Regions from separate parts of the Mus musculus genome. Here region 1 is linked to region 2. The links are chromatin loops, found by intact Hi-C in ENCODE. Cell type or tissue: left cerebral cortex. All regions are shown on one strand. Links, peaks and the distances in the headings refer to the core of each region. The heading gives the core; the rest is flanking DNA. Region 1 overlaps Lrrc4c (leucine rich repeat containing 4C). Region 2 overlaps Lrrc4c (leucine rich repeat containing 4C).

Evidence for each region. Peaks named below come from ENCODE experiments on the same cell type or tissue, not always from the same donor. Only the 100,000 strongest peaks of a DNase experiment are listed, where the experiment ranks them.
Region 1: it touches region 2 in a loop (6-fold over the local background); 8 of 42 quality-filtered maps call a loop at or near these places.

What each region holds. Positions count from the first base shown.
Region 1 is chr2:96,576,294-96,591,787 of GRCm38, forward strand. All of the region lies in intron 2 of Lrrc4c (leucine rich repeat containing 4C), which reads left to right. Among named protein-coding and RNA genes, the nearest start is that of Lrrc4c, 270 kb to the left of the region's middle. In left cerebral cortex, for the core only: CTCF peaks have their summits at 7,806 (motif pointing left) and 9,538; DNase peaks (open chromatin) are centred at 6,814, 9,572, 10,170 and 10,738; H3K4me3 peaks cover 311 bases; H3K27ac peaks cover 3,075 bases.
Region 2 is chr2:96,329,970-96,345,463 of GRCm38, forward strand. The region is part of intron 1 of Lrrc4c (leucine rich repeat containing 4C); the gene reads left to right. Among named protein-coding and RNA genes, the nearest start is that of Lrrc4c, 20 kb to the left of the region's middle. In left cerebral cortex, for the core only: a CTCF peak has its summit at 7,580 (motif pointing right); DNase peaks (open chromatin) are centred at 4,813 and 7,584; H3K27ac peaks cover 1,102 bases.

The DNA.
Region 1 (15,494 bases), core at 4,383-12,382, 250 kb after region 2:
CCAAAGTATGGATACTTCGTCCCTCCTTAGAATGGGGAACAAAATACCCATGGAAGGAGTTGTAGAGACAAAGTTTGGAGCTAAGATGAAAGGATGAACCATCAAGAGACTGCCCCAACCAGGGATCCATCCCATAATCAGCCACCAAACACAGACACAATTGCATATGCCAGCATGATTTTGCTGAAAGGACCCTGATATAGCTGTCTCTTGTGAGACTAGGTCAGTGCCTGGCAAATACAGAAGTGGATGCTCACAGTCATCTATGGGATGGAACACAGGACCCCCAACGGATGAGTTAGAGAAAGTACCCAAGGAGCTGAAAGGGTCTGCAATCCTATAGGTAGAACAACAATATGAACTAAACAGTACCTCCAGAGCTCATGTCTCTTGCTGCATATGTTGCAGAAGATGGCCTGGTAGGCCATCATTGGGAAGAGAGGCCCCTTGGTATTGCAAACTTTATATGCCTCAGTACAGGGGAACATCAGGGCCAAGAAGTGAGAGTGGGTGGGTAGGGGAGCAGGGAGGGTATGGGGGACTTTCAGGATAGCATTTGAAATGTTAATGAAGAAAATATCTAATAAAAATTTGAAAAAAAATAAAAGAAATACTAGAGATGCTGTTTCTCTACATCATGATCCAGAGTAAGAATAGACCACAGGCAAGAAAAAAAAGAAAAGAAAAGAAAAGAAAAGAAAAGAAAAGGAAAGGAAAGGAAAGGAAAGGAAAGGAAAGGAAAGGAAAGGAAAGGAAAGAAAAGAAAAGAAAAGAAAAGAAAAGAAAAGAAAAGAAAAGAAAAGAAAAGAAAAGAAAAATAGAGAGTAGAGGAGGTGAGGGAGGGGAGGGGAGGGAAGGGAAGGGAAGGGACAGAAGAAAAAGAAAAGGGCAAGCAGTGTCAGGTAATGCACACCTATTGTCCCAACACTAGGGAAGCACAGGAAGGCAGAGGGAGGCAGATCACTGAGTTCCAGGCCAGCCTGGTCTACAGAGTGAGTTCCAGGACAGCCTGGTCTACAGAGTGAGTTCCAGGCCAGCCTGGTCTACAGAGTGAGTTCCAGGACAGCCAGCTACACAGAGAAAACCTAAACCTGTCTTAAACAAAGAGACAAAAACCTGGGAAAAAAACATATAGAAAGGAAGGGAGGGAGGGGAAGGAAAGGAGGAAGAGAGACTGAGGAGGGAGGGAGGAGGGAGGGAGGGAGGGAGGGAGGGAGAGAGAGAGAGAGAGAGAGACAGAGAGAGAGACAGAGAGAGAGACAGAGAGAGAGTCCAGTGTTTAAAGATGTCTTTCCTGTTTTTCATATCCAGGGTAAAGTGTGCATGCCTAAATTATTTTCTCACTGAAAACATATTTCAGTGTTTTATCTACCCATGTGTAGCAGGTAGATCTTTCAAGGAACTTTAGGCCATCAATTCTGATGCTGAACATGTAGAATAAGGAAAGAAGCTTGTCTGAAAGCATCAAGAGTCTTTTCCTAATGGAAGATTTAGTACACTTAAGAACGTTTTAATGAGTTCAAATCAGATTCACGGCAGACTGCACAAATGAGAATAACAAACAGAGGTCAAAATGTGCTTTCTGCATTCTTTGTTGCATCTGCTAGATCTTTGGGGAAAGGACTTAATGTACGTTGATATGTGATTGTTTCAGTTTTCAGAGAATGTAATTCAGTCTATGTCCGGTTTCATTAAGACTGCTACAGGATCGCTGGAGTAATTCGAAGAGAAGAGAGATGTGAAGGGTAGTGAGCGTGCTCACTGACGTGCATGTTTATCTTGCAGTTTACTCTTAGACCATGCATAAATCTATTATCCGATGTCTATTACAATTTAATGTTTGGTATCTTTGAGTAACTCTCCTACTCAAGTATTGTAATCACTTTAGATTTGGGATCCTGAACCATTTGTTGCCTGTGACACATCTAAGATATGTTAACAAAGACTGAAGTAGTAGACGCCGATGTATGGCTCCCTGATCTGTTTCTACATGATAGATGCTTAGACTAAATTGAAATGAGTTGACTAACACCTTCTCTGTCCATTTGTGTTTCATCAGCCTATAGCTATTTATAAAAGAAAGAGGCTTTTAGGAGAGAGGGTCTCAAATGAAAACTAACGTCTCGTCTCTCTCTCCTTGCATAATTTATATAAACTAAAAAATCTTTGGACTTTGTTACCAAGTCATTTTATGAATCAATTATTTCACACTCCATAATGAACCTATTATGAATTTTTATGCTATGTCTATAATAAAATACAAAAACCGAGGTTTAGATTTTAATACAATTTGAATTATCAGTAACCAAAGCAAGAGGAAACTTAAAAAAAGAAAGTCAGAAATCTTTCATGAAGTTTTATATTATTCTAATACAATTCCTAAAGTTTGAAAATAAGAACAGCTTTAGTTATGCAGAAAAATAACTTTATTTATTGTCATTTCATAGAGGAGGAAACTAAAGGACCGAGGTTATAAACCTAGCTCTTCATAGGGCAAGGTAGTAGACTTCAATACTTCAGTTATAAAGCATATCCCTGAGCCGAGACATGTCAGGTGTTGGGGAGGTATCCATCTTTGTTGTGATGGAACATGCGTCATCTCTTCCTCAAGCTCTCACTCTATTTCCTAGTGCAGGTGTCTTACTTATATTTTACTTATTCATGTTCATTTTCAAAGAGGTTATAGAGAATTGGACATGCTCAATATCGAAAAACATTTGTGGAAAATGAGACTATGCATTTCTTGTAGTCAGAGAAGAATAACGTTTAATCTGTCCACCTGACCTTCCTGAGATACACTCCTTATTCTCACATAAAGCCAAGTGAACAGAAGGATAAGTATTAGTTGATTTGAGAGTAGTAACTGGATATTATAGACCGTGTAGATCCATTACAATGTGATAGAAGGACCACCAAACCCTTCTTAACTTCCACTATGACTTCATGAGAACTTTATATGTTATCTATTAGGATATCTTTGACATAGAGCTGTGTCCTATACCTCAACAATATATAAATGAGAAACAGTAAGATTTCTATTTCTTTCTCATCTATATTTTTTATTTGCTCTGTTCTTAGCCTAGTTTGCCAAAGAGTAGAAGAGAAAACACTTGTGCCTTCAGGTTTATATACATTTATATGTTAGACATATTCACCAGCCTATTGCTGACAATTGATAATGTGTTTTCTTCTTGAACTTCCATAGCAAAATGCCACTGACTGTGTGGTTTAGGCAACAGAATTTAAAATATATATATATTCTCACATTTCAGGAGTTCTGATATTCTAGAGAAGGGTAGGAACATGATTAAGAGGGGCATGAGAGACAGAGAGGGACTTATGTCTTCTTTTTTCTTACACAATATAATTTTCTATGACTAAAACATACTAGGTGTCCTTTTTCATTTTCTTTTTATATTTAATTTTACCTTCTGTGAATCCAGTGTCCAAGTTGAGTCATGTTCGAGTTTAAAAGTTCAACGCATACATTTCAAGGACACAGTTCTGCCCGTGATAGTTTAAGAGTTGCCAAGATTCGTGCCTTGTAACACATGATAAGCACTCGCTCCACTGAAGCAGATGTTAAAAGTGGTAACTTCATTTCAGAATCAACCCAAGAGTCAATCTCAGCTGTAGCAGTGAGAGGTGAAGAGGGAAAGGATGTGTTTTGAGAAAAACTTTATCCCCAGCTGTGAGCTTGTAAAACCAGAAGCTTTCATGCAAGGTTTGGAGAAGTATAATTTAGATAATCACATTCTAAAGGAGAGGAATCAGAAAATATCAAGGGAAAATATTCCCAAGAAAGTTCAAAATCCATCAAGGCAATTTCAATTGATTTTAAAGATTGAAAGTAAACAGCTCTGCCTGGCTGCTGGGTACTTCAGGCTTATTAAGATGGGAGCATTGTCTTTTAGCTTAGACTTCCTCATCTCTCAGAAAAGGTCCTAATTGTTCAGCTCTACAGGGTGCCCAGGCTCACAATCCTGTCCCCAGCCTGTGAGTTGCTGGCCAATTTTTCCCTAACTTGCTAACAACCTGGGGGTGGCCTCTTTCTTTGAATCTTAGAAGGGAGCAATATTGCCCTGTAGGAAGAGTAACTGCCAGAATGGCCTCCAAATTGTCTGGTCAGTCAGGATTTTTTTCTAAAGACTATTCAAAGTCTTGGTAAGAAAGCATTGTTCCACTCCCTAGTTCCTGAATTTGGACAGCAGGCCTTCATTCTGCCCTATTGTTTGTCTCCCACTTAGTTCCAGCTGGCACTATCTGCTAGAACAATTTCATTTCTATTTTTGACTGTAGTTAAAAATGGCTAGTAAACCCTCTTCATACTCTCTTTCAGAAAGGAATTATGGGTAGCAGAGTCGCACCTTTGATGTTCAATCCAGAAAATGGTTTTAGTGTTTTGTTTTGGTTTTTGTTTTGTTTTGCTTTCCCTATGGGCTATGGCAGAGCATTTTTCAAATCTTCAGAGTATTTTTTGTTGTTGTTGTTGTTGTGATTATTTCACCTGACAATTCCTTTGATGTCTTTCACACCCATCATATTTTGCAAAAAGTACTGATTAAAAAAAAAAAAAAGCTGACTGTGCCTTCAACACTATTATTATATTCTTTCAAAATGAAGGTATACAATTGTACAAAGGTATGTCTTACACAGGTCTTTTGCAATGTACTAGATAATAATTTCATCATATTCTTGCATCATATTCATCACTTACTTGTTAACCTGTAATGACTCAATCCTCATTCTTCTCTGAGATGTCATAGACATGTCTCTCTTGTTTCTGAAACAGAATCCAGTGTATACTCAGCTGGCCTCAAATTATACAGCACAGGCTGACACTGAACTCCTAAACCTCCTGCCTCTGTCTCCTAAGTACTAGATTTACGTGGCTACACTATTAGGCCCAGAATATACAGTGCTAGAAAAAGAACCCAAGTTTACAGATCCTAACCCAGTGTTCCATCAAATGAGCTCTACACACAGTCTGAGACTCCACTTCAATGGTGTCATTTCTCCCAACATTATGTTTACAATAATAGGTGCATTTTGAAAGACGACTCAGCTGTGTTTTCCAAGCTCCCCTCTTCTCCAGGACTCAGATCACTTCTAGTTAAATGAGAATAATAATAGTCTCTGCTTCATAGCGCTTTCATGATTGTTAGATTGGCTAGCACATAAGAAACAGTAGTGCTCAATCCACAGGTACACACACAAAGAAGATAAGGATTGGGGGCTTGAAGTTTCCCTGCCAAATCTACTGTAAAAGGTGGTAAGCAGTGGGGATGGAAGCCTGTCTTGATCTGCACTAGTGTGGATTTGAATCCTGGCCATTATTTAGAAGATATATAAGTTTAAGGAACAAGGATTGACAGCTTTGTTAATTCATAGATAAAGTTAGGAAAATACAATATCTCCTTTTTTTTTACACAGAATAACGTTTGAGTGATGTCAACATTTACTGTCAACATCATCTCTCACCGTGAACACTTTCGCAGCTTCCCAATTGTTCTCAATGTTGCCAGTCTTATCTGTACAATAACTCATTTTCCACACAATTTTCCAAGTAAAGTATACATTGAAGTAGGAGACTTCCCTGTGTAATATGTTCATTGACATTCTACCATGTCAAAAATAAGTGCCAATCCTAAAAGGGTGGTCTATTTGTTCCTATACAGACTCTGAATAGCCCAATCTCCCATCTTATCAAAAGTCACCCTTCCTTTGTTTGCTCTGCTCCAATCATGAGTGAATTCTGAGCATACTGAACTGTTTCTTTTCTTTTTGTTTTTTGTTTTTGTTTTTGTTTATGCTTTTGAAACTTTGAGCTTGATCAGGTCCTTTGTATATGTTTACACACAATACTCATTTCCATAAAACCCAGGAAGAGTTATTTCTCCTAGCGTGCCTCTCCTCAAGGACATACAGAAATATCATTTTCCATCATGTCATCTAAAGTGGACAATTCTCCAGGCTAATCTACATTCTCTCACACCTCTCACATGACTTTTCAAACTTTACAGACATCATGTTTATCTGGATCTTTACTTATACATTGTTTCTCTTGTCTGACACTTAAAGGTGTAAGTATTTCCTGAATTGTTCATATTATCTTTCACAGTATGTAACACACAGTAGGTGTTCAGTGACATAATATGAAGAAACGAATAAGGCAAGAGAGAGATCCTCTTACAACATAAAAGGTTTTTAGTATACTTTTTGCACCACTAAGAGAAATTAAGCCAGAAGATGGAGGTCTGTGTAGACATGTTTCACTGACATGTGGAGAATGCCATTCACTGTGGAATCTGGATTCCATGAGGAAAGAAAAGAATCACTGTCAAGTCTTCTGAAGCCAGGAGTCTGAGAACTGCCACCATTCAGAAGAGGAAGTGTGTGTCTTTTCAGGTCTTGCTTCTGACAGTCAACTCTTGGATTGTTAGTTGGGTCTGTGCATAGCTGCTGGAAGCTGCTTAGTTAAGGATTCTGGTATCAAATACTTTCTGCCATAGTCACTCTGTCTCCCTGGGGTTAAGTGTTGAAAACACGAGATTGTAACAAGTCTAAACCAACACTTGTTTTGGCAAGCTGGTTAACCAGGCTGGCATTTACCAGGAACACCTCTACCTTGCATCATGTCTTTTTTCCTTCAAAAATAAAATAGATAGGAGGATAATCGTAGTTCCTGGTCATCTGCATCACAGCCTATCTATTTCTAGAAGGCCTGGAGAATACTTTCTTCCAAAATCTGTTCTCAGTGGCAGCCGTTGTCTTACTGAAATTGCTTTTTCTGCCTCCACCAGCTGGACACTCAAAAACATGATATGACGAAGTCCTATTTAATTTTGTCATCCTATCATCTCAACGAACGAGGAATGTGAAGCCTCATCCTGATATAACAATTGTGCGTGGCAGTTTCACATCCAGAGTGGGAATGGCATGCCTGGCAAATGCCTTCTTCCTGTCAGTGATTTCTTCACATGACATCCTCCCACAGGTTGTCTTGAAGGGCAAGCATTACCAACTGGGAATATTGTGTACACAGATATGTCATCGGCTATATTGGCACTAGCCCTTTGATGGCTAACTTTATTACAGGTATCATTGTAATAAATATTAGCCAACATAAACATTGGTACCTTGAATGCTTAATGCAGTGGATGGGGAAGCTGAAACAATAGAGGTTAAATTTGGCATATAAATTTACCCAATCATGTCACAAGGCAACCTGGCATATTATGTTGTATAGTGATAGCATCCGCTTGATCAGTAGTCATCCCTTTATGTGCATTGGCTTTCTTTGTCTGGCCTGTTGAATATAGAACTATTTGCATTTATCAAAGTAAAGACTTCCACTTTAATTTTTAATGCTACTTATCTAAAGCCAATACCTTCAAAGGGGCTTTTTGTGCATCTCTCAGCAAGATTCCAGGGTTGTAATTATAATTCTGCATCTAACTTTGCCGGTGTTGGAATGTTATGACCAAAGCAACTGCCTTCCACTTAGTTCCTAAAGTGAGATTTTCAAAAACTATAGGATGTATGTTCTATATCATGGTAGAATTTTTGGTAATGGGTCATCAAAACGATGCCATATTTAGGATGAAAGGTAAGGGCCATGGACCCCTTATTTTCATTATCCACATTTCTATGTAAATTCCATCTTCATGGAAAATAAAGCAAAAGGAATAGTGAACCACTGAGAATGAAGTGAGTTTAAGGGGTCTTTGAAGCAATAGATCCTCCATGATGGCTACAGCCCAGGAAATCAAAAAGAAGAGCACAATTGCAATGCACTGCCCTCTACTGATCAGGCATTACACAAATGCAGCTCCTATATCTTATCAACCCTGTGTTAGTTGAATTTTTGCACATATACGCGTTTCCTAGACAATCACTTTAATATTAAGTAGATCTCTCTTTTATAGCTTCTTTTCTTTTTTATTAGATATTTTCTTCATTTACATTTCAAATACTATCCTGAAAGTCCCCTATACCCTCCCCCCACCCTGCTCCCCAACCAACCCACTCCTGCTTCCTGGCCCTGGCATTCCCCTGTACTAGGGCATATAATCTTCGCAAGACCAAGGGCCTCTCCTCCCATTAATGGCCGACTAGGCCATCTTCTGCTACATGTGCATCTAGAGAAATGAGCTCTGGGGGTACTGGTTAGTTCATATTGTTTTTCCTCCTATAGGGTTGCAGAACCCTTCAGCTCCTCAGGTACTTTCTCTAGCTCCTCCATTGGTGGCCCTGTGTTTCATCCAATAGATGACTGTGAGCATTCACTTCTGTATTTGCCAGGCACTGGCATAGCCTCACTATTGCATGGAATTTCCACTTCATCTTTCTCCAGCTTCAGAGACATTCCTGTAAAGATTACCACCATGGCTGAAAGCACGTTCCCATAGCTTTAGGATTCCCAGTTATATGATTAACAACTCACAGAATGTCACTTGCCTTAATCATAAAATGGCAATTTTAGAAGCTCATTTTCAAAACTTGGTAGAAGGAAGAATGGAATTAATTATACAGAGAGTGCAAATTTCTCTAAGGTGCATAGGTAAACTTGGGGGAGGGCAACTGAATTCTTTTTCTAATTAATTGATGAAGTAGAACTAGTGTTATAGGAATGGAAATTTAGAGTTGGAAAGTCAAAACATTTCTGCAATTCTTTTAATTTTTTTTTATAGACAGAAAAGGTTAATCCAATATCTGCATAATCATTTTTGACATCACTTCATTTTTAAACACAGGATTTTAAATCTCTCCATCCATTCACCAACTTATATATGATGACTACATGATTATTAAGGAGACAGAGAGTATTTAAATAATCTATACTCAGTAAAAAGTTAATGTGTCAAGTAGGACAAGAACTATTTCCAAGGAAGGGAATAAGAATGTGTTGCTGAAAAACTTGTCTGGAAAGGCTCCTACCAGGCTGAATATAAAAACTTGATTGTTTTTCTCAGGGTGTGTGGACTTATACATATACATATATATGCATGTGCTTATGTGTGTGTTTGATTATTTTGGGGTACAGAGAAAAACCTAAGCAATAGTGAAAAAAGAAAACCCACGTAATACATAAAAGCTAAAGAAATCAGCGTTTTTTTTAAATAAACACTTCTGAATAATTAACTTTTTTGTGAAATTTTGCCAGTGCCAAAATCTTTCAGAGTAATATAATCTCCTGAGATGGTTTATCGCACTTATTAAAGATGCAAAATTATTATTTAGAAGAGGAAGGGAAGGGCTTCAGATCTTTGAATTTGTAAATAGGCTGATGTTAGATGAGGGTGGAGAACATTCTTCATAGATTCCGAGGAAGAAACAATTTACACATGAGGGCTGTGGAAACGAGGTTGGGTAGCATCTTCAAAACTATGGAGTTAGCACTTTCCTGTAAGGAGCTTTTGTGTGTAATTGATTTTCCCTGTGAAATTAATGAACTCCTTTCCAAAAACGCAATTGGAATCACCGAGGATGAACTTGGAGACTCAATAACGCCAGCAGGACTTGAAGGGTTAATTCTTCAGTCACCACTAGGTGTCAGGTTGGGACTGGTTTTGGGAACTTGCAGGCTCTGACTGGCTTTAAGTGAGAACAGACAACCTCTCTGTTCCTTTCTGCCACCGTGCTGCTTCCTTAAATAGAGACTTTTACACTGCATATGTCAAATCTTTGGAACCTTTCTTTTTTGTCTCATGGGTGTTTACAGCATTTAAACTTTTCACCCCAGCATGAGCCTCACAGGAAGGGAGTTTTGAAGAGGAGAAATACAATTTAAAGGGGGTCAGCATTTGTGGGCAGATTCTTTTTGTCAGTATCCCCCAGAACCTTCTTCATTCTCTGTCACGAAACACTTAGAGTTTACATGCAAGTTGACAACTAGGTTTGCTTAGGCCCTGTAACCTTCAGTAGAGATAAAAAGCACCGAAAGCAAGGAGGTGCAGACTCACTATGTAATTTTGAGCATGTAGTAAAGGTTTGATTCATTCATCTTTACATCTTTAAAATGAGTATATCACTTGAGTAAGAAAGAATACATAAATTTTATAAAATCTCCCTAGAAACTGTAAATTAAGAAGTAACTTTATAGTTAAGGTCTTGATTCTGAGACAGAGTAAACCATAAGCTTGGTGCCCTTGTTTGCATAGAGGAAATACCACTAATGCAAAACTGCAGTGCTTGGATCTCTTGTAGAATGTCACTGGAACAATTCCTTATAGGAAGGTTAGCATGGCTGGGGTATTATAGGCAAAGGATGGAGCTGTGTAGGAAGAGAAGATGTAAAATTAAAGAATTTGACCATTATGTTAAATAATCTGACGGAATTACTCTAGCACAGGCAGCAATCAAAATTGTATACAGAAGAAATATCCAAAAGGTTCACAATAAAATCTAAGCTAATTAATATAGCCTACACGGTCTTATCCATCTTTGCATCTTCATATCAACTTTTGCTCCATTTAATTGCCTTGTAAATCTGTAATCTAGAAGTGGAATTATTTTATGACCAAAACTACTCGTCACTGAGAGCCTTTCTCAGCCCATTTTGATCATGTTAGCACAGCTCAGCTCTCTCTGTGGTGAGTACAATCACCAGCTCTTCATTAAGTCAGTTCAATACCATGCATTGATATATAATACAGTTCTAGGCAAAGAGACACGAGGAAGGCTAACGCTTTATGGTCCAAGTTTAAGAAAGAAACATTTAAATATACAGATAATTCCTGATTTGAGGTATTATGCCATATGTGCCAGGACAGCACACCCACGATCTGATGGTTAGCAAAAATGTTGTGTAAAGCTGAGCATGTGGAGTCTATGGAAATACCAGAGGCTTTTGAAGATGAAATTGAACTACTGAACAAATCCAAGAGCAACTATCTTTTCTCCCACTGCTTGTAAGAAATCACTCAGTTTTAGAATACATGGTAAATAAAGTAGTCATCTTTTATATTACTGTAAAAATCAATAATATAGAGAGTATGGAGAGAGAGCTCAGAGAATAAGAGCATATATTGCTTTTCAGAGGATCTGGATTCTTGTCCTAGAACCAGGCATCTCACAACCACTTACAACTATGGATCAGAGGGCATCTGACACCTGTGACATGTGTGGGCCTCACCACACACATATTCATATGTATAAATTAACACCCACACATACATAATTAAAAGTATGTTTTAAAATAATATAGCATTACATGATTAGAGCCATGAAAGGACATAAAACCCACGCTCATGCAACAATTATTGAGCATGATGAGTTATTAATGGTAAATTCTTCATTACACATGCCCACTAGCTTTTTTTTTTTTTTTTTTAAGGAAAAGAAAGAGTGACTGGAGATGAAATCACTAAAACAGTTAAAACCAAGTTTTAGAGTCTTTTTTTCTTCAGTCTTTTCAATTTTCCAGTGAATGTAGAATATCCAAGAGACCGGCTTTCCCTTTATAATCCTGTAACATCTGAGCTCCGTAATGATCTCTGCATTATTTCGGAGTCTTCCTGTATATTAATAAAAGCTTGCTCACCACTAATACTCACGCAGCTCGTGTATTTAGTGAAATGCCCCCGCGGAAATTCTCTTTTCCCAAGACCACTGGTGGGTGCTGCTTTTGCATCCCAGGCTTCTCACTCACACCTTCTCTTTGCCACTTGCTTTTTCTAAGTGTTATCGTACACAGGGAACCTAGGTGTTATGCTTCCTTTTTATAGACTTGAATTTGTTCTTAGCTTCTCAAACCTGCATGTCACCACCTCCTTGAAATAACTGCTCTTTAGATCCAACTCTAGTTTATTGACATTTTTTCCTAAGTACTGAAAAGTCTTGTTTTTAATAACAGAAATAATAGATATTTAAATACTTTCTGACTTCTCACTTCCTGAAAAGATGATATTATACCAGAATTATTCTTTCAGGCTTAGTACCTGCAATGCTTATTCATAAAAATCATAGGTTGTAACACACTATTGTTTAAATAAAGTTATAAACAATTTATACATGTAAAACTTGCAAATATTTGATGGTTAAGGTCAAACAATAGCTAAGAAATAAGACATAAAATAATATAACTTTATTGTTTCAAAATTCTGTGGAATTGTTCCTTCCCAAAATTATCTGTTATTATTTAAATGTTGGGATCCAAGAGCATATCATCAAATTATGATGGTCTTTAAAATAAGGAGTACATTAAATGCCATATATCTGTTTTATACCCATAAAGTTTCTACTCCAGTCTCAGTGAGATATGTTAGTGTTTGGTATTGAGTTCAAGATGAAGGTGATGGTAGCGAGTTGTGATAGAGTGGGTAGATTTTTACTGCCACTGATATCAGTTTATGGATGCTAAACACTTCCTGGTCAATCGGCACTTAGATGAGATGTTTATTTGCATTGATTGTCGATTATTTGCTTACCCACTAACCTGCAATGTTTATGTTGTTATTTTCCTCTATACATGATAATACACCTCTAAAACCTCCTGAGTGTTCCTGTTAAAAAACATGTGTGTCATCGTCTGTCTTGAGGGGCAGTGCCTTGAAAGATACTAAGCAAACAACGGACAGCTGGGTGGCATCCAGCACTTCCTAGGTGTATGAGTCAGAAGGAATATCTGTTTATGATGCAAAGGCATCCTATGGGAATCAAAAGAAAGCGATCCCTATCTCAGTTTTGGTTTTGCTGGAAAAGAGTTTAGGGAGGCTTTTCCGGTCTCCTTCAAACAGGTGCTGTTCAGTGCTCAGCTACTTGCTGAAAAATAATTTCACACCTGCAAATTCTCTCAAGAACGAAGCGCAATGACATAGAGGACAGGCAGGTAGATTTTCCTTTCTTGTTATTTCCTGACAGTTATTTATTTATTTAGCACAGCACCAGTCAGATTGCAGAGCCCAATAAAATGATAAGGCTGCCCTCCCGAATGTCAGGATAGGTATCAAGATCCACTCCTTTAGGGGCCTTTTAGAAATAGAAAGATCCGAATCTGAGCTTTATCTGCTAAAAAGCTTATTTTCTAAAATAGTGTTGTCTTATGTTGTGCCCATGAAGGACGCTTCTGTGTGTAGACATCCCAGGCTTATTTCACTGTCAGACAACAGCAAAAGGCTTTACTTTATTTACTACAACACTAGGACTTGATGAAGGTGCAGTATCAACTTCCTGTTCCAGAAAACCGGAACTGTTATATACGACTTTTCTTGCTTTTGACCAAGAGTCCACTTCTTATAGTTTAGTCCAGTAAATCACAGAGGGAATTTCAAGTTGAAAGCAAAATTGCACATCAAAAGTTTCAAAGATAAGTATGATATTACACAAAGAATGAAAACCTTCATCAGACATTTAGTTTTCTGTCTACAATAATATATGATTTGATGTCTTGGTGGAGCCTGGTATTGATGGCCTTTATCTCCAAACCTGATAAATATGGGTTATAAGTGAAAAGGAAACCTTGCAGAATCACCAAAATATTGTGGGCATGTGTGTGTGTGTGTGTGTGTATCCACCAATCTATATACCTGCCCATTTAACCAACTATCCATCTTTGTTTTAGCGTATACATTCATTCATCTTTCTATCAGACTGTCCAAAGTGAGACCTACAGGCAGATGATGGGCCATGACAGAGATGGATAGTCAGGCCATTGATTCAGAGATGTTAGTCCTTGCCCTTTCATTCCACATCTATATCCAAAAATTTAGCATCGTGAGCAATTTCTATTACTTAAGCTTTGAGTCAAGTGTTCACCAACACACAGCTTGTGTTGTTGAATATTTTCAGGAATGGAATTTGAATCTCCTATATTTCATGTGCAGCATATCTTTAGTGATCTCTACTTCATCGTTTGCACCTGTCATATGCTTTTATGACATGTGCCTTGGAGACTTGAGAGAAAGCTCAGTAGTAAAGGTTGACTTAATGGGTAAGCCTTAAGGCCTGAGGTGATCTCCAGAGTCTATGTATAGGTAGAAGAGACAATGTTACAGAGTTGTTCTCTAACCTCTTCACAAATGCTGTGGTACATGCACAACTTCCATGTCTTCTCTACGCTCCCTTCCTCCACCCCCCCCCTCTCTCTCTCTCTTTCTCTCTCTCTCTCTCTCTCTCTCTCTCTCTCTCTCTCTCTCTCTCTCACACACACACACACACACACACAAACACATTAATAATGCATAAAATACTTTTAATTATGTGAGCCTTTTATCCTAAATTGCGAATAATCTGAGATATTTATTGAAGCTTTGAGAAAAGTGCTGTTTTCACACTTTTATATGCTGCTTGCTTACTCAGTTATCACACGCAGACCCTTCTCTACTCCACTTAAAGGAAGCATCATGCTGACGGTATCGTGTAGTTATTCAGAGCTTGCTTTGTGAAATATCAAAGAGGTGTGCAGCCTATTATTCAGTTCATACCTCAATATCAGTTCTTTTTCATGTGATTTATTTATTTTGCCTGCTTGCCCTCAAACACATACTCCTAAAAAGTTTATGAAAAGCAAACGCAGAATAAAATTTACCTATATTAATGCTGGGAGTTTCTTGGTGTATTATCTGTCTCTAAAATGTACCATGTTTGAAAGCCAAGGAGAAAAATGACACTTTGCACAATGGGAATGATTCTGTATAATCAACTGACTTTATCTAGGTACAATAATTAATAGTGTCTTTTATTTGTGGCAGAATTATGGTTAGCCGGTGTGTTATATTTTCTGTTGTTGGAATTTGAAAAAGGAAGAGTCCGGTCCTGAGGAACCTCATTTTAATAATATTTACCATGGTGAACAATTTACAAAAGGCATTTGCCCACAATCTGATTTGTTTTGTTAATCAAAAAAGAAGAAGCCTGTCATGGTAATAATAACTGGAGAGATAAAACTGGGCTAGGGGTGTGGGGAGAGAATGTATTGAGGGCACTGTAGGGGTGTGCAGAAGAGCAAAATAGAAACTTTATCTGAAGCACATATTTATCCACTCCACAATAAGACAAATAAAATAAATGTGAAACTAAATGAAGCTTTCATTTGGTGTGTATGTGCTTTAATGAAGTTTATCCCTTTGTTACTCTCTGCAAGAACAGAGTCTAGATACAGTTTCCCTAGTTAACTCTATAGTCAAGTGATTCCTCTCCATAACTACTATAATCAATACATTCCACTGCAAAAAAAAAGAATAGAGCATATTTATATTATCTATTAGCACATAGCAGTGTGACTGTACACAGTATGTTGAAACAATATACATTAGGGTAGCACAGTTTCTGCATAGGCATCTAATAGGATTTCATAATCTTGCTCAGTTCAAGAACTAACAGGACTGCAATTAATCTCTTGTTTAAAGCCTAGTTTGCCTATCAGGCTTGATTGGGAAGAATGCTAATGTAGGTTTTTTTTTTTGGTCAATTTTGATAGGCTTTTGGACCAAGTGTCTTGGTTTCTTCCTAGCTGTAGGTTTTAAGAGAGCTCTCTGTTCCCAAACATAAGA
Region 2 (15,494 bases), core at 4,432-12,431:
CCAAGTCTGCAGACCCATGTCAAGCGTTTGACAACTGCCTCGCTTTGCTGTCAGTAGATATAAACATTCTTCAGAAGAGACATTGTTTTATCTGCCAAATCAACAACTGGCATATATTCTGTATTTCTCATTTATCTACAACTTCATATTTACTTCCAAATTTATTCTTTTTGGAAAAATACAGAGTATATATTTTTAAAAATTGAAAGATAGAGATAGTGAATGAATGTCAAAAATCTTTGAGCATGTGTCTGGATAAATTATATACCTGTAGTAAGAAATATATTTAAACAGTTCCTTTCTAGGTCATTTAAAATATTTAACAATTTCCTTCTTAAGGAAGTATGTGTGTGCTTGTGTGTTTCAATATATCTTTAAACAGTGCATAAACTCTAAAGTTCTATGCAAATGATGATTTTGTTATGTTGTATTCTGAAATTATTTTTGAATTATATCACATATATTTGTGTAGCCCAGTAAAACAAACAGCTGATTAAGGGGCAATCATTTCCCCTATTTTAAATCACAAATATTATGGATAATTATGAAATAGAGCTCCAGAAACAGATGTGTGCAGCAGCGTTGTTTGTGTGTCTGGTGAGGTACAGTAGAACCTGGCTAAATTACACTAATGAGCTAGCGACCCATTACAAATCATCACATTTGCCCAATTAATGTTGGAGCAACATAGAGAAAAAAGATTTTTAAGCAAGTCAGCTGATAGAAAGGGAAGAAAAATCCTAAAATAAATTTAAAAGACATGAGCCATGTACACACATATATACACATGCAGTATGATGCAGTGTCAAGTTTTAATTTACCCTGTTAGGGCTGTTCTAGTATCACAAGGATGTCAGAAAGTACTGCCTTGAGGGATCCTGTCTGTTATTGTGCTCTCACAATTGCTTTGTTTATAGTCTCAGGAAGCCCTAGTTCTTTTGTTGTTGCTGTTGTTGTTGTTGTTGGTAGTGGTGGTGGTAGCTTTTGAGACAGGTTTTCTCTGTGTAGTCTTCACTCTTCTGTAACTTACAGTGTAGCCTTGACCTCATAGAGATTCACATACTTCTGTCTCCAGAGTACTGAGATGAAAGGTGTGTGCCACTACCAGTCAGGAAGAACTACTCTTATCTCACATTTACTTGAGAAACTTTGTACACAAATGAGGAGGGGGGGGGGGGGAGAGAGAGAGAGAGAGAGAGAGAGAGAGAGAGAGAGAGAGAGAGAGAGGAGGGGTAATTATTTTTCTAATTCCTTGAGGTTATAAAATTTCTTTATTTTTTTGGAAATCAAAGGACAATAGTGCATTTCTGATAATTATGTTATGTATGGATTTTTTTCAAACATTGAGTATTAATAACCATTTGGAGCAGGATTTTAGACGATTTCCTTCTTATCTCAAAGGTGGTTTTAGTCTCTCAGACATAGACTACATAGACAAGACATTAATTTTATACTTTAGGTTAAAATTATACCTCCCAAATTATATCTAGATCTTCTACAAAATTAATGTATAGTTTAGTCTTTCTGATTTTTTCTTCCTTTCTCATTGTTATTAGATTGGTTGCTTGATCAACACAACACCATTTTCACCCTTTGCTCCATGATTTCAAAATGTCTTTGCATTTTATTTTTAACCTATATAACCTACTTGTTAACTTGAAAGCAAATGATCCTTCTGGAACTGCCATCTTCTTGCCAAGGATGTCGCATCTGGGTTGTCTTCTAGTTTCTAGCTTTGTTAGACTCCATTTGAAAGTTCTTTTATATATTTGCTAATGGGCTTATATTGTACTGTCTACAACTGCATAATGGAAGATCTAAAGAACAAAGTGCATCCCCCTTCAGTATTTAGTCACTCCTTGCTATGTAATAGATTGACTATGTATGTATTTTGAATTGCTCAATAAGTTTGTTGATCTGAAAGTCAAACAAGAAATTTATTCTTGGCATCCTTTAATATCAAGTACAAGGCATGTTATTTGTAAGAAGTCTGTTTTCCTTCCTTCCTTCCTTCCTTCCTTCCTTCCTTCCTTCCTTCCTTCCTTCCTTCCTTTTTCTCCCTTCCTCTCCTTCTTTCTCTTTCTTTCTTTCTTTCTTTCTTTCTTTCTTTCTTTCTTTCTTTCTTTCTTTCTTTCTTTCTTTCTTTCTTTCTTTCTTCATGTAGTTCTCCTATGTCTCACAAGAGTATGAACTTGCATAAGACAACTTCAGTGTACTATGGTCTTTCACTGCCAGATCTAGCATAATCTCTATCTGACATACAAATCAATGAATTCTTTTTCCTAAAAATGTCATGAATAGACAATCTCAGACACAAAATCATTGATTATGAAGCATTCATCATAGGAATGAAGAGATTGTGTAGCTTTCAAAGGGGCATGGAGGAGAGAACTGTCAAAAGGCTGGCAGACTGTGACTGTATGAATTTGCCTTTATTTGGCCTTTAACCTCCCCAGTGAATGCCCACAGACAGTTCTGCACTGTGGGTGAGTGCATGTAAGACTACATGTCTGTGAGAAGATAGAAAGAAAAAAATTACAAGATAACATTGCAAACAATAAATGAGAATTTTAGGTGGCCTAAACCATACAGCTAATTCATGTGAGCCTTATATTTTCCAATAAGTTTGACTCTTAACATTTTTATTACATTGGAAGAGGTAAAGGAAGGGTAGAGTGTGTTGTCCCTTACTATCAAATCTAAGCTTTAATGATTGTCCATTGCTAGAGACTAATCTGGAATGGTATTTGTGTCAGCGGTGAACTGTATTTAGAAACAGTATTGCAGTCCCCAGCCCAGTGGAAGGATTGGAGAGGATTGAATATTTGGGGTCAGAAGGAAGAGATTACTTGGCAAGGTTTTCAGATGCACAGTTACTTTTATCTGTACACATTTCATCAGGTTTGGGGATTTATCAGATTCATTGGGTTGTCAAATAGAAAGACATTATAGGAAAGGTATTCGCGATTGGATCTTCCTCCTCTTAAACACTACACATTGAAACCACATTTCAAAGATACTAATTCTTGGAAGTCTTAAAGTAAGCGAAGTGTTTTCTACTCCACTTATGGGAAACACTGGAAGAGATCGTTTGGAGCTGGGTTGTGCTGTGCATGGGAAAGTGATTTGAAGAAGTAGAATTTTATAGCCTGCATCCCACTGGCTGAGCTTCAGAAGTAGAAGCTAGTGTTATAAAATAGGCTCGCCATGATGATTATGGCCACATATAAGATTTCTGTACATCAGGCAGTGAAAGCTGGTGACTCATTTCTGTAAAAGACTTTCTGCTGTTTTAAACCAAGTTCTGAGAACTTATTGCTGCTATGAGACTTTGTCGAGTTGAATTTCTTTACCCAAGCTGCTTCTCCATGGTTGGGTGTATGTCTTTGTGAAGAAGTTCTGACAATTTAAAATTGAGATAAGCTGCATAACAACTAAAAGGATAAAAATAACTTCATTGCCAGGAGTTGCGCTGATTAAACACGGAAGATTAGTCGGGGTTGGTTTCAGCCTTTTAGCTGCCTTTCAAGGGTCAAAGTCAGGGTCTGGCATGGATGAAGAAGGGTTCAAATGACGTTTGTGGAGCTTCTGACTTCTTTAATAACAATTTTCTTCCCTGGTTCTTTTTTGGTTTAACAGTAAATTCTAGTTTGTTTGTTTGTTTGCTTGCTTGTTTTCTTGAATGATTTAAAAGCAATAGGAATTGCAGACCGGCTAAAAGAACTATAATAAAAAGAAATATACAACGGGGCCTCCCTGTCTTGGCTTCTTTAAAATTATGTATATATATATCTTACACAATTGCCATGAAAAAGCATCTAATATACTTCAAAAATCAAAGGCAACCATATATCCAAGGAATAAGATCTTGTTGGATCACATAGGCCTGTAAAATGTCTCATACTAATTTTTCTTTCTTTCAAATAGTATGCAAAGAATAATATTTGAAGAATTTTGGAAGTCTTCTGTGAAACATCTAGGTTTACTTTGATCCAATTCAATGTTTTTCAAATTTATTCAACTATGGAAGACTCTTTCATGGAACATCAGTTAAGACTTAGCAAATTAATACTGCCCCATGAAAGCTATGTGTCAACAGCGACTTAAATAACAGTTGTACTGTGGATGGGAATGTGCTTATTAGTCAACACTCACATGATTCATACACGAGTGTATACAAATGAAATCTTGCTTTATGACAGAAGTCCCTTAGGAATACAGGTTTGGGGTATTTACTCATCTTAAATGAGGCATGGAAAGCATGCAACTGGATGCTTTAATCACAGTTGAATTACAAATTCAAGTTGGGAAACCAACCTCTTATCATACTCTTAGAGGTCTGCTCACTCTCTTTAATAGTGGAATATGTGACCATTTGTCCCTGGTAACAGCATTCACATTTTCATAAAATATGATTGTAGGGACATGTTGATATTGTTCAAATACACATGTTGTATTGCATGTACAACAACCAGTATGCAAACATATTATATTAGATCAAAACATTTTTTAGTTCGATATGCTCTCCATTACTTTTAGTAATTGACATTGTACTAAGGGGCAGCATCAATAGCTGAGTCTGAATGAACACCCAAGAACACAAACCCTGTGGACTTTTAATTTCCAGAGTCTTTTCAGACACCAGCAGCTCTCCGGGAAGACCAGGTAGCCTCTGCATTGCTGAGGGTGGCTGAGAGGATCCAGTGGTTTATAGAATGCAGGATGGCTATGAAATGCATTCAGATACTGCTTCTTTTCCTAACACCTCAGCCTCAAAACAAAACAAAACAAAACAAAGAGCAGGCAAGAATAGAAAGAGTATTCTTAGCTGAGCCAGCATGATATGAATGCTGCATTAGCAGCTGCTCACTGAGCCGCAGCTGAGCAGATCTGCAGTCTTCAAGCTGCCCCACATCCTTCCTTTAATACCGGCTGCAGAAATTCCCTTGTGTCCTTTCCAAGCAGGAAGTCTAACTTCCTCAGGATGAATGATCTTTCCAATCTCCTTAGAATAGGAACTACCAGGACATAGATGGTAAGAATGCCTTTCGGCACATCAGAATAATAATGAAGTCTTATATTTATATAACTCATGATCATGGACTCCTCCCCTATGTTTTATATATATATATATTACTTAAAATCAGAGGTGGTCTTACATAAATGTAGGAGGCAGTGAAGATCTTTAGTCTCATTGATTTCCTTTGAAAGTAAAATCCTCAGAGAAGTCTATTAAACTGACTTCCATTCCTTATGCATTTTCTTTATTCCCAACAGCAGTGGGAATTCTGCTTTCTTCAGGTAAGACGTCTCCCACAATGGAGGAGATTGATGAGATATTCTGTAACAATAACTTGTGAGTCTTGATATGCTCACTGAGCAATCTGGGATGAGAGAAGAGGCTTGTGAATGTACATTTATAGGATAAGAGCAAAGACAGTTACAGGCCCATGGGTTATTATTGAATAACCACGGTGGACCTATGATAACCCATGCAGAGAAACTCTCTTAAAGGCCATTCATCAGCCATTTATTTAGTACATTCAATGGCAAGGGTAACACATGGAATGGGTCTGCTTTTAAATGAGGATCTAAACATGTAGAATTATGGGATACTAAGAACAATTAAAAAAATACATAAAAGCCAGATTTACAATTCAAATTATTTTTCTTCTTTCAAAATCAGTGGTTTTAATCTAAACCTATCATGGAAATTACAGAGAAATCAGAGTGACAGCATTTCAAGAGAGAAAAAAGGTTACACATGATTGAGGGTAACATTTCCCCCTAAAACTTGTACTTCAAATTATTAAATAATAAATGGATATAGAATTCATAATTAAATAATTTCTATTAAGTAATTTCAGGGTATAATTTCCCAAATTCACTGATTTTCATAACATTTACTTTTTACCTTTTGTTACTCTCTAAACATTTACCTTAATGCTGTCATTGAGAAATTGTGGCATTATTTGGTCATATCAGGATATTTATTATTGGTATTATTAAACTATCGGGATATATATTGGAGAGTTGGAGATACAATATAACCATCCCTTCAACCACTTATATAACATCCTAAGAAACAGCTGATATGTCCCACTACTTATGAAATGTCCAGGTTGAGTGGGACACAGAATACTACGATGCTTTGAAGTACATCATGCAGATAGTAGGGTTTATTTATTTACCCCTCCTCCATCACAGAGACTAAAAAGGTCTCCGTTCTGGATTTGCTTTCTGTATTTTGGAATGAGATTGCAATGAAGCAAAAGGATTTAATTTTAAACCTCATCTGCATAACATTGGCCATGGGGACAGCATTTTATAAGGGATGGAGAGGAGTGTATCTGTTTATGTGCCTGTGTTTGGGTGGGGATAGGACGAGTGCATGTGTGTCTTCAGTGTGTATTTCCCCCCACGTTTTCTTTGCTTTTATCTTTATTTCTTTGTCTATTTTGTAAACTGTTTTTAAAATTGTTTTAGGTTAGCTTCCAAGCCATGTGTTTTCTTGGAACTTTGATGTAACAGTCCCATTTTATTAATTAAAAGTCAGGTCATGTCTGATGTTGCTACAGCTCTACGAGAGTAGCACCCCTGTTATAATGCCATTCTTTTTCTTTTCTTACAAAAACATAGGACCCAGCTATTTCCCTCCTTAAGCCTAGCCCCCCCCCCTCCCGAGTAACTGAGACTATAAGTGTATTATACTTCTATGCCCTGCTTAAAAGAAAAATGTTGCTTTAAATATTCCATCAAGTGTTTCTCTGGCTCACTCCTGTCATCAGTTTCATTCCACAGTGTGAATAAGTGTCCTGATTGGTTTTTGTCAATTTGACACACATTTACACATTCCCTGGAAGAGGGAAGTTTAACTGAGAAAATGCCTCCATAAGACTGGACTGTAGTCAAGTCTGCAGGGCATTTTCTTCATTAATATTTGATGTGGAATTGTCTAGCCATTTGTATGTCTTGCCACCCCTGGGCAGGTGGTCCTGAGTTGTATAAGAAAACAAACTGAACAAGCTATGAGGAGCAAGTTAGCAAGCAGCATTCCTTTATAGCCTATGCTTTTGTTCCTGATCCCAGGTTTCTGCCCTGAGTTCCGTAGCTGATGCACCTGTAGCATGAGACAATCTCCACAAGTTGCTTTGGTCAATGTGTTCTATCACAATAGAAAAAAGACCTGGTAGAGCAATACACTATGTCACCTTTTAAGAAAATGTTATTGGAAACCATATACTAAAGTTTTTATGCTTAATGTTGTCATTTATGAAATGAGAAATTTTGATGAGGAGTCCTCTTGGCAATGGTCAGCACTTCAGATCGCCTTCTTTTCAGTAGATCAAAAATACTGAAAACATACCTAATATAACTTCTTAACATTTTTAAAAAAATTATTACTTTTTTTTCCTCCCAAAGTTTGCCAACTGCCTGAACAAAAGAATCATACCACTTAATCAAGATAGATCATTTCAACCCATCTTTTCTCACTGGGTACCACTTCATGGACTAGAGCCTCTGTGGAAAGGACTCTTCTGTATTATTTTTTGTATAATGTTCTCCTGAAGCTGACCACTAGATGTCTCTGTGATCACATGCTAGGCCAAATCAGACACATGGTCAACCACTTCAGTGAAGATGAACCTCACTGCAATCCCCAAACCCCAGATACCATTGCTACAGTAAGCCTTCTCTACAATAACCTAAGTAGGTGGCTCTAGACACGCTGTTTGACTATGTTTATATGATTGTGCAACTTAATATAAACACTTAGGTTCATCCGTACCCAGGAGAATCTGTGAGTGTGAAAGTTCCATTTCAATTGGTCTTGTACAAGTGAATATGCATATACTTACACACACACACACACACACACACACACACACAGAGAGAGAGAGAGAGAGAGAGAGAGAGAGAGAGAGAGAGAGAGAGAGAGAGAGATATAGAAACAATCTATCAGAATATGCACATGAAAATAAGAGATGATGCTTAGTGTTCAAAATGAGGCATGGTAACTATGGGTAGAATTGTTCTAAGATCTCTGGACACAGCTTCCCCAATGTCCCTTGGTTTGGGGACCTGTTGTTCTTCATAGTCCTTTCTCACATTTTCATTCTTTTATTTATTTTTTTCTATTTTCTCTCTCAAATGTAACTTTACCTGAGTAAAGACCAAGAGCCTATATTGGAAACTGTTTGTTTTTAACTTAATGCTTACAAAGCAGCCTACATCACAAGTTATTAGGAAATGCTTTTGTTGGAATGTTACCGGATGAGAGAACAATCCACTTGCACAGTAGAAATGTAAAAAGGAAGGTTAAGATAAATTGTTATTAAAGTACAAATCAATTAATATGATTTCATACTTAGAATTGTTATGAATGGAGATATTTAAATTTTAAAAATAATTTTGTTTGCTCTTAACATTATTAAGCAATGCCTATGTGTATGACAATACATTTTCAGATCAGCCAAGGAAAGCATGAGAATAGATCCTTAAACTCTGACAGTATCCACCAGCTTCTATCTTTGCTTTATATGAATCATACATATGGTAGTAGTCATGTAAAAACAAGTTGAGAGGAAAGAGTAAGTAAATGTTCTTAATGATTTGCACTCACATGAAAATCATAATTTTTAGAAAATAGTGCTGTACTCAGACTATCTGTAAACATTTTGGAATTAAGTCATAATTATATTCTTTCTACAAAGAGTAAAACAAAATTGAACTCAATTTCCATCCATCTCAAATGGTTACAGACTCCCAATGGATAAGAGGATACAACACTGGCTGTTTGTTGTGATTTTTAACAGTCACTTCCAGTGTATTTGGTCAGTAGTTCAGTAGATCATGCTGATCTCCTTAAACTGAGGTGCAGTTATTTCCTGAGGGCAAGAACAATAGCTGTAAGGAATTGGCACTCAGCTGTCTGAATTTACTTTTTAGCCACTTGAATGTGACAAAAAAATGCCTACAAAGGTTTACTAGCTCATGTTATTTCCGAGAATCAAAGAAGAAACAGAGAAGCATGGCATTTTCAATTCTGAGTGGTTTAAAAATGGGTGATAATAACTAACAATTACAGATCTTACTATGAGTTGTAAATTATAAGGGACTGTATCTTTAAAACAATAGCTTGCATTTATTAAGTGCCTTTTATATACCAGCTGCTGTTCTTTGACCTTTGCAATAAATAAATCATTTACTCTTCACATCCAACCTTATTACCGTTGCTGGGATCTGAGGCACAGAAAGGTTAAAAAACTTGTTAGTATCTAGAAAATCAGACTTGAACCCAGAGAGTTTAGCTCGGCGCTCCCTGGATCACTAGCTTCTTAGGAAATTTTTGAATGGTACTGGGGTTGCTTTATTTGGTGTGATTGATTCTCTCTCACTGCATATTTCCTAAACATCGTCATTGGCCAGTTTAGCCAGAGTAACAGTACCATTACTTTAAGCCTCCCTTTTTCTTCCATCGAAACTCTCAAGAGGCCTTTTGATTTCTTAGGTCTGTTGCCTTCAGAATGTTAGGTAAATCAGAAGAGTTTTTTAGTTGCAACATTTTATTTCTTATTATTCATGTTTAACCATGACAAATAGTGCAAGAACTCATAAGGACATTTACAGATCTCCTCATGGCTATTTCCCTTCTATGCTTAAGTTCCCTCTTCTATTACTTTCATTCATTGCCTAGAAAACTGCTTCTTTCTTTCTGTCAAATATACAAAAAATACTTAAGTATCTTTATATAATTTATAAATAAATTCCACAAACCCAGACACTATTGTGGATACCAAGAAGTGCATGCTGAAAGGAGCCTGGTATGGCTGTCTCCTGAGAGGCCCTGCCAGAGCCTTACAAACACAGAGGCATGTGTTAGCAGCCAACCATTGGACTGTGCATGGGGTCCCTAATAGAGGAGTTAGAGAAGGGACTGAAGGAGTTGAAGGGGTTTGCAACACCTCAATGAGGGAACACCCTCATAGAAGCAGGGGGAGGGAGGATGTGAAAGGGTGTTCTGGGAGGTAGGGAAACAGGGAAAGGTGATAACATTTGGAATGTAAACAAAGAAAATATCCAATTACAAACAAAGCAAAACATGTGAGGTACATATTTTCAAGTCAAGTCTGAATTATTTATTTAGTGAGACAATTTTTATTTGCATCTTTTTTTCATTTCTGTGATGTAATTTCATTTTTATAGCCAAATATGTGCATGTGTATATGTATAAGTATGTGTGTGTATGTGTATACATGTAGTACAATATATAATATGTATGTATGTATGTATGTATGTATGTATGTATGTATGTATGCATGTATGTATTTCCTCTCTATACCTCATTTGAGAGGCTTATTAAAACTTTCTGCTTCCTCATTACTGTACCTACACTCTCGTTACATTTCTCAAGTGCCGCAGCGATGCCCTGAACTTGGGCTACAGGATAACAGCTCAAGCACATATTCATTGTTCCTACAAATCAGAGACTCATCAGGATTTCTAGGCTTTGCTTCAAGCTGTACTGATGCCAGGTAACTTCACAAAACCTTTGTCCCAGAGTCCTATCTGATCATGCAATTTTCTATTTGCATACATTTTCCTCTTCTACTTGGACCACCCAATTACATGAAAGATGTTCATGGCTTAATAAAGTAAAAGATGTACTGAACATCAGTGGTGTCCCTATAAGACCGCCTGGTTCTGTGCGCATTGTTCACATTCTTCCCTGCGGTACTCAGTGCTGCATGAATTTCAGCTTTATGGGCTGTGAGGATTATTTAATTCCTTAGGCTTCAGTATAGGCTTCAGCAAGTATGTGATAATGTATACACTATATTTGGCACTCTAGTACTATATTTCATATACAGTTTCCTATTGTGTTATGAATAGTTATGAAAGAGGAAAAGAAAGAGAGAAAAAAGTAAAACACACCATTGCCCTGCTCTGCTATGCCATTTGTCTTGATGAAGGAATGTTATTATCTACCATTATGACAAAACTAACACTTGAACGTATGCAAAAGGGCACTCAAGTTGTCCATTGAATTTTCATGGAATTTCAAGGTAATTTCTCTTCTAATAGCAGCAGTGGTAGCAAGAGAAGCAGCACAACTGCCACTACCATAATCATCCTCACAGTCACCATCATCATCCTGACTACCACAACATTCCCTATCACTACCACCATTATCATCATCAACACTACCAATGCCATCAGCACCAAAAATCACCATTACTATGACCATCACCATCATCATCACCACCATCACTACCATTAGCATTATGGTCATCACTATCATTACCTCCAGCACAATCGCTACCATCAGAGTAACCATCAACATCCACCTTATTGTCATCACCACTACCAACACTACCATCATTATCTTCATCAATATCACTATCAAAACCACCAAGAATAAAACAGTAGACTTTACCTATTCTAAAGACACATTTCATTTTAAGTTTTCTTTGCCCATGTGTCTACTCTTGTTAAAAATTTACTCAAAAGTGATGAACAATACACTTATCTACATGGTATGGAATACTCAGTTAGCCTTAACTATTCTTTCCTTACCTAGCACATGCAGGTTACTAGCTGAATCTTCAAGTTGGCCTTAAAAATATAAGTTAGAAAAATGCAAGTCAATGAAACAAACAAACAATCAAAATACTTAAACGAGACTTGAAATGGCATCACCACTCCTGGAAATTTCCTACAAATATCTCTGCAATCATGTCTTAGTTACTCTTCTTTACTTTCCCACAACTTTGTGTATGATTTTGGGTTGCATGTCATTGACAAATAGTACACTTATCTACAAGGTTATAGAAGAGTCAGGGTTAAACATAACTATTCTTTTCTTATGGTTGTGTGCTCTTTCCAAGGCTTGCCAGATGTATCATTGTCTTAGGGCTTCACAGAAGCTATCACCCCGTCACTCAGACTTTTAGATGAAATCTCTCTTCTTTGCATGAGCTAACTCAGCTTTCCAATCAGCAGTAGATAATCTGTTATGTGACTTCCTTGAACAATTTATCATTTTGTTATTTGATCACATTGTTCAATTACTGTCTATGGACCATGGAGTCTAGTTCTCATAGGAAAAACAAAACAAAACAAAACAAAACAAAACAAAACAAAACAAAACAAAACAAAAACTCTGCTTTCTCTTACTCATCACTGTTACACTGTCCTAAAGGTTTGTGAGGCATTAGGCAAATACTCTGCATCAATAAATAAACAAACTAACTAACAAGTAAAACTACCAAAATTGAAAATGTGATTTCTGATTTCAAATTAATATAAAACACAAATGAATGAGCACTGGAGAACAACCTACCTTCAGTTCCTTCCTTTTCTGTGTCTGTTTGATTTCTATAGTCAGAGGGCAATGTGGTTCTCTTCTTGAACTATTCATTACTCTAGTTTGCATTAATAAAACAATTGAAGTAGAATTAAGATTCTTTCTTTGTCTGATGGGTTTGTTGTTGTTTCATTTGGTTTGTTTGATTTGCTATGGATCAAATCCAGGGTCATACTAATGTTTTGGGACCGAGTTCCACTCCTAATCCAAAGACCCAAACCTAGATTTAAAGAGGACTCAGGGCTTCCTTTTCTGTCTTGGAGTCACAGGTAGCAATGCTTATAAAAGATTGTTATTGAAAAGACTTAAATGTTTTGTTATCATGAAGGGAAAGGCCAGGAAGATAGGCAACATATTTAGATATTTCCTCATGTCTCACGACGAAATCATCATAAGGTCCTCATCATATAAATTACTCCAGACTATATGATATGGAATAAATAATTAACAAGTTGTAACTTAACTAAGGGAGTCTTGTAAAGTTATTGCTTTAAGCCACTAAATTTCAGTACAGTTTGTTTCTCAGCAAGAGATGGCTGAAATATACAGATGATATAACCACAATGGATCAGAAAGAAGTTAGGACAATAGGCACTAAGCCTGCTTGTTTCTGGTGGAAAATAACTCTTGCCTAGTTACAAAGCCTTTGATAACTTACCACTCACTCCCAAAGCAGCCAAGGAAGCTCATAAGTCAATTAGGTATTGCTGTCCATTCACTGCCGTAGCCCTATAATATAAGATTACTTTGAGGGCTATTTGCATAGTGATGCTTCAGCATAGCATTAAACTAGGAGAAGAAATTCCTGGTAAAACGTGTCAACACTGAGGAAACAGCAGAGGTAGTACTTGCCGATCTAATTTGAGCTGGAATGCTAACTCACAGAAATAGTCCAACAAATCTTCAAAGGATGGGCCATTAGAAACTAAACGGTATGAAGTAAGCTGAGGAATAGGAAGTAGAATGGAAATCAGCATTGTGATGCAACAGACATCTGGAAAAAAAAAAAAACCAAACAGGATGCGCTGACTATATTTTACCTAATGCTGTCATGGGGGAACAATACCCATGTCTGTCCATGAAGGAAGATCCAAACCATCTCCCTTGTTCTGTACATGTCTTCTAATATGTAGTTCTATTTATGTGAATTCTGAAGCTACTCAGCTATCAAAGACTTTCTTTGTGAACTTTTGAAGGATGGACTATTGACCAGTTTTCTTTTTGTTGTAAACATGTATCTGAAACAAAGAAATGCAAAGAAAAGTGTTTATCTGAGCTTGAGGTTCTTGAAGATGTAGCTGATCATGGTGACAGGAAAGGAAGGGCATCTGGTCACACTTTATCCATAGTTAAGAAGCAGAGACCAAACAGGAGGTGAAGTGGTTCCATTTTAAGGCCTGCCCTTCCCTCATTACCTATGTCTCCCAGTGAGGTTCCTCTACTTCCTAAAGATCCCAGAACCTTTCTAAGCAGTGCCATTCACTTGGGACCAGGTGAGCACATGAGATTTTGGAGGATATTTGACATCCAAACATCAGCAGACAGTATTTTAATTCAAAAGTTTAAAAAACCTTCATACTCCAAAGGCTCTAAAAGATGGTCAATTGGGATCTCTACCCAACAGAGCCCCTTTCTATTACCTTCTCCCCACACCTTGTATCTTATATCATGCTATTTCTTTTTTTTCTCTTTTTTTATTAGGTATTTTCCTCATTTACATTTCCAATGCTATCCCAAAAGTCCCCCATACCCAACCCCCCAACCCCCTACCCACCCACTCCCCCTTTTTGGCCCTGGCGTTCCCCTGTACTGGGGCATATAAAGTTTGCAAGTCCACAGGGCCTCTCTTTCCAGTGATAGCTGACTAGGCCATCTTTTGATACATATGCAGCTAGAATCTTCTTTGTGTGAACACATCACCTCCCCTTAGAGTTCAATACTCTCCTTTATAAAGCTGGAGGAGTACCCTATTGTCAGCAGGCTACACTGTAAATTGAATAAATAGTATTTTTAAACACTATTTAATAAATAGTGGGGAGAATAAGTATTGTTATTATTTGAAGGGTAATTTACTACTTTTGATTCACTTGTAATCACTTTATCAAAGTGTCATTCAGTAAGAACTATTTGATGCATCAAATGTCTTATAGGCCTTTTAAAAGAGATTTTCATTATCAAAATTGTTAAGAGGATTTACCAAATAGAACAGTTTGGCATCCAAAGTGTTTCCAGCCATATAAGCATTAGACCATACACAAGCACATTGGGAACTAGCAAAGACCAGAATGTGAGTTTATCCCTGCATATGTCTGCAATAATCCTTTACCAAATATGTACAACAAAGAGTTCTACGTAGTAACATGGTCAAATATTATTTTAGCCTTCCCTTGAACCTTTGTATCTCTGTGGCAATTTTAGTCACCTCATTCTTCGATTTCAAAAAACAGAGTTTTATATCATATTGAAAGACTGGTGGGATATAGATTGTTTCTTGAGTGATGCTATTTCTAGTTACCCTCTACTTAGAGCAGAGTGACTGAATAGTTAGCTTCCATGACCTGATATAGTCAATGAGAGGAAAGGGCTTTTGATTTTTAAAAAATATACTATAACACTATATTCCAAAAGCTAAGTTTAATATTACTCATGGGTTAAACTATTCATGGGTTAAAGTATATAGTTCCTACCACCCACACTTTAGCTACTGGTTTAAACATATCAATTTTATTTATTTATTTTTTTTGTTTATTTTATTTATGTTTGTTCAAACATACTCCAGGAATATTTGAACACTTTGTGGAGAAGCGTGGCGCCAGATGTAATCTGTTTAAAGGGCATTTTCAGGTAGCTGGTACCTTTCCTCAGGGTTTTATGGTGATTAAAGGAAAAACCTCATCATAAAAACAACTGCTTATCCCTTACCTATGTAAATTTAACACCCTCAAAACCCAAATTGGTATCCACTCTCAGCCACTCCATTAGCTTTATTTTGTTTTGAATCCCCTCCGTGCATGGGTCTTTTTTGAAACATGCCACAGACTGTGAGACATTATGAGCTCTGGCCTCAATCTCAACCCCAGCTTTTTAGTACTAGTAAATTCTCTAGTTTTAATTGCATTTAAAAAAT